Linked DNA regions of Homo sapiens: region 2 is linked to region 1. Evidence: read pairs that join two places in POLR2A ChIA-PET (ENCODE). Cell type or tissue: PC-3. All regions are shown on one strand. Links, peaks and the distances in the headings refer to the core of each region. The heading gives the core; the rest is flanking DNA.

Evidence for each region. Peaks named below come from ENCODE experiments on the same cell type or tissue, not always from the same donor. Only the 100,000 strongest peaks of a DNase experiment are listed, where the experiment ranks them.
Region 2: POLR2A ChIA-PET joins it to region 1 with 6 read pairs; 7 of 35 experiments call an interaction of 5 or more read pairs at or near these places.

Annotation. Positions count from the first base shown.
Region 1 is chr10:63,244,799-63,250,179 of GRCh38, reverse strand. The region is part of intron 3 of JMJD1C (jumonji domain containing 1C); the gene reads left to right. Among named protein-coding and RNA genes, the nearest start is that of NRBF2, 110 kb to the right of the region's middle. In PC-3, for the core only: no CTCF peak of the experiment used is centred there; a DNase peak (open chromatin) is centred at 2,239; H3K27ac peaks cover 970 bases.
Region 2 is chr10:63,308,461-63,313,841 of GRCh38, reverse strand. All of the region lies in intron 2 of JMJD1C (jumonji domain containing 1C), which reads left to right. Among named protein-coding and RNA genes, the nearest start is that of MIR1296, 62 kb to the left of the region's middle. In PC-3, for the core only: a CTCF peak has its summit at 2,455; no DNase peak of the experiment used is centred there.

The DNA.
Region 1 (5,381 bases), core at 67-5,066:
GGCATGGCTAATTTTGGTGTGTGGCTGTAGTCTCAGCTACCTGGAAAACTGAGGCAGGAGGATCACTTGTGCCCCAGGAGTTGAAGGGGCTGTAGTGAGCTATGATTATGCGATTGCACACCAGCCTAGGTAACAGAGGGAAACCCTGTCTCTTAAAAAAAAAGAAAAATTATCAATACATAATAGATGTACATGTATTGGGGGGTACATGTGATAATTTAATACATTTATATAATTTCTAAAGATCAAATCATTGTAATTGGGATGTCCAACACCTTAAATATTTGTCTTGTCTTTTTCTTTTTTCTTTTTTTTTTTTTAAGATGGAGTCTCACTCTGTAGCCCAGGCTAGAATGCAGTGGTGCAATCTTGGCCCAGTGCGAACTCTGCCTCCCGGATTAAAGCGATTCTCCTGCCTCAGCCTCCCGAGTAGTTGGGACTACAGGCGCACGCCACCACGCCTGGCTAATTTTTGTATTTTTTAGTAGAGACGGGGTTTCACCTTATTGGACAGGCTGGTCTGGAACTCCTGACCTTGTGATCTGCCTGCCTTGGCCTCCCAAAGTGCTGGGATTACAGGCATGATCCACTGTGCCCGGCCCAATATTTATCTTTTCTTTATGCCATAAACAAATTATTCTCTTCCACCTATTTGGAAATACACAATAGATTGTTGTGCTGTATAGTCACCCTACTGATCTATAAACCATAGGTCTTATTTATTCTGTTGAATTGTATATTTATATCCATTAATCAAACTCTTTTCATCCTCCCTCCCCCAACCCTAACAGGTCTCTGGTAACCACCAATCTACTGTCTATCTTTAAGCATCTGCTTTTTGTTGTTGTTGTTTTGTTTTTTCTTGAGACGGAGTCTCACTGTGTCACCCAGGCTGAAGTGCAATGGTGCAACCTCACCTGACTGCAACCTCTGCCTCCCAGGTTCAAACGATTCTCCTGCCTCAGCCTTCTGAGTAGCTGGGATTACAGGCGCTTACCACCATGTCCAGCTAATTTTTGTATTTTTAGTAGAGACAGGGTTTTATCATGCTGGTCAGTCTGGTCTTGAACTCCTGACCTCAGGTGATCCACCCGCCTTGGCCTCCCAAAGTGCTGGGATTACAGGCGTGAGCCACCACTCCTGGCCAAGCATCCACTTGTTAACCTCCCACATATCAGTGACAACATGTGATCATTTGTCTTCCTGTCCTTCGCTTATTTCATTTAACGTAATAACCTCCACTTCCATCCATGTTGTGGCACATAACAAGTTTTCATTCTTTTTATGGCCAGGACAATATTCATTATGTACGTATACCACATTTCCTATATCATTCGTCCATTGATGAGCACTTAGGTGGAGTCCATATTTTGGCTATTGTGTATAGTGCTGCAGTAAACATAGAAATGCAGCTATCTCTTTGATATATTGATTTTATTTCTTTTGGATGTATATCCAGTAGTGGAACTGCTGGATCATAGTTATATTTTTAGTTTTCTGAGAAGTTTCCATGTTGTTTTTCACAATAACGCTACTAATTTACATTTCCACCAACAGCGTACAGGTTCCCCTTTTCCCACATATTCAACAGTGTCCATCATTATTCCCTGTCATTTATTTATTTATTTATTTATTTATTTATTTATTTATCTATCTATTGAGATGAGGTCTCATTCTGTTGCCCAGGCTGGAGTACAGTGGCACAATCTGAGCTCACTGCAACCTCTGCCTCCCGGATTCAAGTGATTCTCCTGCCTCGGCTTCCGGGGTAGCTGGGTTTACAGGCACCTGCCACCACGCCCAGCTAATTTTTGTATTTTTAGTAGAGACAGGGTTTCACCATGTTGGTTGCTTTTTCTTTGGGGTTTGAAAAACTTCCCTGTGTTAGCAACTTGACCACCATGTTGGTCAGGCTGGTCTCGATCTCCTGACCTTGTGATCCACCTGCCTCGGCCTCCCAAAGTGCTGGGATTACAGGTGTGAAACACCGTGCCTGGCCTTCTGCTAAATTTTTTAATAAAAATGTTTAATTGTGGTAAAATATACTGCTTCAGCGTCCTGAGTGGCTGGGATACAGGCGCCCGCCACCACACCCAGCTAATTTCTGTATTTTTAGTAGAGACAGGGTTTCACCATGTTGGCCAGGCTGGTCTCAGACTCCTGACCTTAAGTGATCCACTACCTCGGCTTCCCACAGTGCTAGGATTACAGTCATGAGCCACTGTACCAGGCCTATAGTTTCCTTTTTTTGTTGTGTCTGGGTAATACTGGCCTCAAGGAATGAGTTTGGAAGTATTCCCTCCTCTTCTTTGTTTGTTTTGTTTTGTTTTGTTTTGTTTTATGCATTTGAGTATGATTCATATAGAATTCAGTAGTAAAGTCATTAGATCCTGGACTTTTCTTTGGAAAAGAAATGGGAAAAGATGCAAGGTTTTTGTTTCTTTTTTTTTTTTTTTTTTTGGCTCTGTCACCCAGGCTGGTGTGCGGTGGCTCAGTCTTGGCTCACTGCAGTCTTCGCCTCTCTGGCCCAAGCAATTCTCCTGCCTCAACCTCCAAGTAGCTGGGACTACAGGCATGCACAACCATACATTTTGTATGTTTTGTAGAGGCAGGGTTTCACCATGTTGGCCAGGCTGGTCTTGAACTCCTGGGCTCAAGTGATCCACCTTCTTTGTCCTTTCAAAGTGTTGGGATTACAGGTTTGAGCCACCATGCCTGGCTGGGAGATTTTTAATTAAGGCTTTGATTCCATTATTTGTTACTGGTTTGTTGAGGTTTTCTTTTCTTTCCTGGTTCAATTTTGGTAGGTTGTGTGTCCATGAATTTATCCATTTTTCTGGGTTTTTCAATTTGTTAGCTTGTATAGTTGTTGATAGTAGTCTCTAATGAGTCTTTGTATTTCTGAGGTCTCAGCTATATCTTTTTTTTCCATTTCTAATTTATTTGGGTCTTCTCCTTTTTTTCCTCAGTCTAGCTAAATATTTATTGATTTTATCTATCTTTTCAAAATCCAGCTTTTCATTTTTTTAAAATTTTCTTCTGTTTTTTGTTTTTTTGTTTTTGTTTTTGTTTTTTTTGTCTCAGTTTATTTCCGTTCTCACTTTTATTATGTCCCTCTTACTACTAATTTTGGATTTAGTTTGTTCTTTTGTAGTTCCTTGGAGTGCATTGTTGCGTTGTATATTTGAAGTCTACTTTTTAAATATAGATGTTTATTGCTGTAAACTTTCCTCTTAGTATCGCTTTTGCCAAATCCCGTAGATTTTGTGTTTGGTTTTCATTTTTTTCAAGAAATTAAAAAAAATTTAATTAAGTTTCTTTATTGACCTATTCGTTGTTCAGGAGCATGTTGTTTAATTTCCATGTATTTGTGTGTTTTCAGAGGTTTCCCTTGCTACTGATTTCTAGGTTTATTCTGTTGTGGTCAGAAAAGACAGTTTGCCGTATGATTTTCGCTTTTTTGAATTTGTTGAGGCTTGTTTCATGGCATTGTATTGTCTGTGTATTTGATTTTACCAGTAGCTTTTATATTTTTAAATATTTTCTTTTTTGTACATTATTTGTTTTTCTTTCTGATTGAAGAACTTATATCTTACATTCCTGTAAGATGAGTCTGGTGGTGATAAATTCTCTCAGGTTTTGTTTCTTAGGAAAAAAAAATTCTCTCTCCATTTTATTTGAAGTATAGCTTTGCTAGAGACAGTATTCTTGCATGTCAGTGTTTTTGTTTTGTTTTGTTTTTTATTTTTATTTTCATCACTTTGAAAATGTTGTCGCCCTCCCTTCTTACCTGTATGATTTCCATTGAGAAGTCTGTTGGGAGCCAAATTGAATCTCTATGTTTTTACTTTTCTCATGCTTCTTTTAGGATCCTCTCTTCGTTTTTGACCTTTTGAGAGTCTGATTATTATATATGCCTTGGGGTAGTCTTATTTGGGTCACATCTGTTTGGTATGTCTGACCTTCCTTTACCTGGATTTTATCTCCTTCTCAAGTTTTGAAAAGTTTTCTGTTATTATTGCTTTCCACTTTCTGCTGTTTCTCCACTTCCTCTTAAATACCAATAATTCTTAGATTTGGTCTTTTTAGGTAATTTTGTATATGTCTTTTAGGTTATCTTCATTTCTTTTCATTGTTGTTTTTTTCTTCTCTGACAGGATTCTTAAATAGCCTATCTTTGAGCTCACTGATTCTTTCCTCTCTTCATTCTGTTGTTGAAAGTCTCTGATATGTTTGCATGTGTCCCCACCCAAATCTCATCTTGAATTGTAACTCCCACAGTTCCCACATGTCCTGGGAGGGTCCCAGTGGGAGGTGATTGAATCACTGGAGTGTGTCTGTTCTTGTGATAGTGAATAAGTCTCACGAGATCTGATGGCTTTAAAGAGAGGAGTTCCCGGCCGGGCTGGTGGCTCACGCCTGTAATCCCAGCACTTTGGGAGGCCAAGGCAGGAGGATCACCTGAGGTCAAGAGTTCGAGACCAGCCTGGCCAACATGGTGAAACCTCCTCTCTACTAAAAATACAAAAATTAGCCAGGCGTGGTGGCAGGTGCCTGTAATCCCAGCTACTTGGGAGGCTGAGGCAGGAGAATTGCTTGAACCTGGGAGGCAGAGATTGCAGTGAGCTGAGATCCCGCCACTGCAGTCCAGCCTGGGGGACAAGAGCAAGACTTCATCTCAAAAAAAAAAAAAAAAAAAAAGAGTTCCCCTGCAGAAGCTCCCTCTCTTTGCCTGCTGCTATCCATGTGAAACATGACTTGCTCCTCCTTGCCTTCTGCCATAATTGTGAGGCCTCCCTAGCCATGTGGAACTGTAAGTCTATTAAATCTTTTTCTTTTGTAAATTGCCCAGTCTGGGGTATATCTTTATCAGCCGTGTGAAAACAGACTAATAATACAGCCTCTAATGAAATATTTGGCTCAGAAAATATGTTTCTCAATTCTAAGGTTTTTATTTGGTTTTAAAAAATTGTTATTTCAATCTCTTTGTTAAATTTCTCTCATAATTTTTTTTAATCTCTCTTTTTTTTTTTTTTTTTTTTTTTTGAGACAGAGTCTCACTCTGTTGCCCAGGCTGGAGTGCAGTGGCACGATCTCTGCTCACTGCAAGCTCCACCTCTTGGGTTCAGGTTCTCATGCCTCAGCCTCCCGAATAGCTAGGATTACAGGCACCTGCCACCATGCCCAGCTACTTTTTGTATTTTTAGTAGAAGTGGGGTTTCACCATGTTGGTCAGGCTGGTCTCGAACTCCTGACCACAAGTGATCCGGCTGCCTTGGCCTCCCAAAGTGCTGGGATTACAGGCGTGAGCCACCGCACCCAGCCTTAATTTCTTTTAATTGTTCTCCCCCCTCCCCCCCCCTTTTTTTTTAAGAGAAGGA
Region 2 (5,381 bases), core at 87-5,086, 64 kb before region 1:
TAAAGGACTAATATCCAGAATCTACAACGAACTCAAACAAAAAGTTCAACAGTCCCATCAAAAAGTGGGCTAAGGACATGAATAGACAATTCTCAAAAGAATATGCACAAGTGGCAGATGGCCAACAAACTTATTAAAAAATGCTCAACATCACTAATGATCAGGGAAATGCAAATCAAAATCATGAGATCATCTCACACCAGTCAGATTAGCTATTATTAAAAAGTCAAAAAATAATGGATATTGGTGCAGATGTGATGGAAAGGGAACATTCTTACACCGCTGGTGGGAATGTAAACTAGTATGACTAATATGGACAGTGTGAAGATTCCTTTAAGTAGAAGTACCATACCCAGTAGTGGGATCCAGCAGTCTCACTACTGGGTGTCTACCCAGAGGAAAAGTAGTCATTATATGAAAAAGATACTTGCACAGTCATGTTCAAAGCAGCACAATTTAGAATTACAAAAATATGGAACTGGCACAAATGCTCATCAATCAAGGAGTGGATAAAGAAATTCTTACACACACAATGGAATACTACTCAGCCATAAAAAGGAATGAGTTAGTGGCATTCACAACAACCTGGATGGGATTGGAGACTGTTACTCTAAGTGAAGTAACTCAGGAATGAAAAACCAAACATCGTATGTTCTCTTTCATAAGTGGGAGCTAAGCTGTGAGGATGCAAAGGCATAAGAATCATACAGTGGACTTTGGGGCCTTGCGGGGGAAATGGTGGGTGGGGATTGAGTGATAAAAGACTACAAATTGGGTTCAGTGTATGCTGCTCATGTAGTGAGTGCACCAAAATCCCACAAATCACCGCTAAAGAACTTACTCATGTATCCAAAAGCTACCTGTTCCCCAAAAACCTATGGAAAAAAAAAGTTTTAAGAAAGTAATTGTTTAATGTAAAAGTGTGCTTCTAGTTTAATAACATCTAAAATTAGGGTGGCCACGGTGGCTCATCCAAAGGCACAGAACTAATCAATTCTAAGTATAATTAAATTGGAAATACCATTTATAATTATATTAGGTAATCAGAGACAAATACTTTGGAATACATTTAGCAAAAAATTTTCAAGGCCTGTGTAGAAGCAATTATAAAACATACTATGGAGAGAAAATTCAGGAGTGGACTGTATTGTTAAGTATAGTACAAGGCATTTGGAAAACTTTTTACTAAATTGTTTAGTTCAGATTTCCACTTCACAACTTTTTAAATATAAAAAACTTCTACTTTTGATACCTTCAGTTCAATCCTTGTAAGAAAGAAATTATTTTTATTTAGATTTCCTCATGGAGTTAAGTGGGAAAAGTAATTTTTTAGGTTAGATTATTAGGTTAACTCCATATTTCTTGGATTTTGATGCACAGATACATGTAATATTTACTTACCAGCACACAGATATGTTTAATATTTAGCTAGTCAACCGGGCATGGTGGCTCATGCCTGTAATCCCAGCACTTGGGGAGGCCAAGGTGGGCGGATCACCTGAGGTCAGGAGTTAGAGACCAGGCTGACCAACATGGAGAAACCCTGTCTCTACTAAAAATACAGAAATTAGCTGGGCGTGGTGATGCATGCCTGTAATCCCAGCTACTCGGGAGGCTAAGGTAGGAGAATCGCTTCAACCTGGGAGGCGGAGGTTGTGGTGAGCCGAGATCGTGCCATTGCACTCCAGCCTGGGCAACAAGAGCGAAACTTCGTCTCACACACACAAAAAAAAAAAAAAAAAAAAAAGTTTAGCTACTAGTCATAAATCCATGTCTGGGGAGAAGTATTACTTACTATGAAGAATTTTGTTTACTTTTTATTTTGTTAAGTAATTTATTTTGGCTTTTGACAGGTACATAACTTTATATAATTGAGGTTTTCTCAAAATCAGAAGAAACAATTAAGTGAAAGCATATAATAAATTAAGAATAACCTAATACATTCCTAACTATGTACCGTGCAGCGTTGTCATCTTAACATTTTGCCTACTTATTCCAGACCATTTCTACTTGAAATAAAAGTGTTCTTGTACTTCTTTTTAATCCAGCTCTCCTCTTTCTCCATCAGTAATCACTGTCTAAATTTGTTGTTTCTTACTCTCATCTGCGCTTTTATACTATATGTGTAGGCATTCATAAACAACATGTATTCATAAATGTGTTTCACGTTTCTGAACCTGACATACTGTATAAATTGTATTTTTTTCAGAATGATTTACTTGCTTTCATGATTTCGATTATGTATTTTAACTTACATGTGGTTTTCAATTATATGATTCCGTCAGAATACATTTATCCATAATTCTTTTTAATAACTTTTAGGTTTCTTGGTTTTTCTTTTTAGACACAATGTTGGAGTAATTGTTTTTTACTTTTCTCCATGATGGACACGTGAGGATTAGTACAGAGTATATTTTGGAAAGTGGAGTTACTGAGTTTATTTATTTTGTTTGTTTATTTTTTGAGACAGAGTCTCACTCTGTTGCCCAGGATGGAGTGCAATGGCGCCATCTCAGCTCACTGCAACCTCCACTTCTTGGATTCAAGTGATTCTCCTGCCTCAGTCTCCCGAGTAGCTGGGATTACAGCTGCCCATCACCACACTTAGCTAATTTGTTTTTTTTTTTTTTTTTAATAGAGCCGGGGTTTCATCATTTTGGCCTGGCTGGTCTCGAACTACAGACCTCAGGTGATCTGCCTGCCTCGGCCTTCCAAGATGCTGGGATTACAGGCATGAGCCACTGCACCCGGCCGGAATTACTGAGTTTAGATCATACCCATTTACTAGACATTCTCATACATCTCTCCAGTGTGGTTTTCTTCATATATTTTCCCATCACTTCTTTTTGAAAGTTCCTATTTTGTAACATCTTTATCAACATTTAGTATTTTCAGTCTTTGTAATTGCTGTAAATCCCCCAAATATAAAATCGTATCTTAATGTCGGGTTTATTTGTCCTTCTTTGATGACCAATAAAGTTAAACATCTTTTTTTACATTTGTTGACCATTTAGGCCTTTTCTTTTCTCAGTGATTGTTCATTATTTTTCCCTATTGTCAATAGAAAGTTGTATTTAAAAAAAAATGATTTGTAGGATTTGTTTTTATATTTTAGATAATTACTTATTGGTTCTATATCACATATATCATTTCCCAGCAGCTCATTTTTCCACATTAGCAAGTTTTAGTGAATAAAAGTTTTAAATTTTAGGATAGTCAATTTATCAAGTTAATTTCATATATCTTCTGAAGAATGAAATTTTTTCCCATGTAGTGTATTACGTTTCTAAGCAGCACTTACTAAGTAATCTGCCCATCCTTCACAGTAATCTAACACCACCTCTTTAAGTAGCATCTTCTTTTAATGAGTAGGACTGTTTCTGATTCATTTAATCTGTACCACTGTTCCAATTGGTTGTCTTGCACCAATAGAACAATGTCTTAAATATTGTAACTTTATAAGTCTTGCTATCTGGCAAGGCAAGCGTTCCCATTTTGTTGTCTTGAAGTTCTATCTTAGCTATTCTTGGCAGTTTTCAAGATTAGCTTAATACATAAAAGAAGGAACCCCTTTGAGATTTTTCACTGGAATGGCATTGAATTTATATATTATTTTAGGGAAAATGTCTGTTTACTGTAATCATTTCGTCCATGAATATAGTATTTATGTCTCATTTGTTTGGAGTCTTGTATTATGCTGTTAGATAGGGTTTACGCTTTTTTCTATAAAGTTTGCAAATTTTTTGTTGATTAATTCCTGTGATCTGATAGTGGTTATTGCTATTATGAGTAAAATCTGCATTTGGTGGTAAATACTGATATAGAGAAATACAGCTAATTATTGTGACGTGATCTTTTGTCCAGTAGGCTTGCTGAACTCTTTTAAATGTTCTTATGGTTTGACTATAAATTATCTTTTTTTTTTGAGACGAAATCTTGTTCTGTCGCCCAGGCTGGAGTGCAATGGCGCGATCTTGGCTCACGGCAACCTCCACCTCTCGGGTTCAAGTGATTCTTCTGCCTCAGCCTCCTGAGTAGCTGAGATTACAGGCGTGCGCCACCACACCCAGCTAATTTTTGAATTTTTAGTAGAGACTGGGTTTCACCATGTTGGTCAGGCTGGTCTCGAACTCCAGACCTCGTGATCCGCTCGCCTTGGCCTCCCAAAGTGCTGGGATTACAGGCATGAGCCACTGTGTCCGGCCTGTTTACCTGATTTTTGAATCAAAATGTTTCAATGTGGATTGGTTACCATGTAGGTCTGTTATACAGTTATAAACTTGAGATCTTCCTTTATTATCATCTTAGAGGTTGCTTTATTCCTTTTTTTTTTTTTTTTTTTTTTTTGAGATGGAGTCTCGCTCTTGTTGCTTAGGCTGGAGTGCAGTGGTGCGATCTTGGCTCACTGCAACCTCTGCCCCCCCGGTTCAAGCGATTCCCCTGCCTCAGCCTCCTGAGTACCTGGGATTACAGGCGCCTGCCACCACGCCTGGTTAATTTTTTGCATTTTTAGTAGAGATGGGGTTTCACCATGTTGGCCAGGCTGGTCTCAAACTCCAGACCTCAGGTGATCCACCTTCCTTGGCCTCCCAAAGTGCTGGGGTTACAGGCATGAGCCCCCGTGCCCAGCGACTTTATTCCTTATACTGTGTTAATATTTGCTTCTGTTCTTAGTTTACTCTGTCGTTTTGGTGGAGTACATTCTGAGTAGTTTCTTGAGATATGGTGCTTGAGGTTTTTTGTTGTTGTTGTTTGGTCTTTCTTGAATGGTTTGCCCCGGGTGTGGAATTTTAGTTTGGAAATTACTATTCTGAAGATGGACCATTGTAAAAGTATCCAAGCCTGCCATTCTGCCATTCTGTTTTCTGATCCTTTGTCACTTTTTCTTTCTAAAAGCATATAGAATCTTCTCTTTTTCCCCAAGATTCTGAAATGTTACTGTGATATTTCTTTATGTGTGTCTATTTTTATCTGTTGTGTTAGGCCCTTTCAATCTGGCAACTTATTCTTCAGCCCTGGGAAATTTTCTTTAGTTGTTGTTTTTTTTTCTTTTTGATGACAGTTTTCCCTTTCTTTTTTTTTTTTTTTTTGTTCTCAAATGGATGTTGTCATTTCAATTTTATTTTTTGGCTTTCTAGTTTTCTCTCCTATTTCTATTTCTCTCATTTTATTCTTCTTTCTGGGAGGTTTCCTTAAGTTTCCTTTTAAGCTTCCAACTGTTTTTTTTTTTTTCCTATAGCAGCTTATTTTTGTTTCTTAGACGAAATAACTCTTTTTCTGGTAATACAAATCTTGGTTTTGTTAATGTTTTAGAGTCTGTGTAAATCTCTTTTTCCTACATGTTGCTCTTATTCTTTTGTCTCTGTCTTTGTTCGTGGACC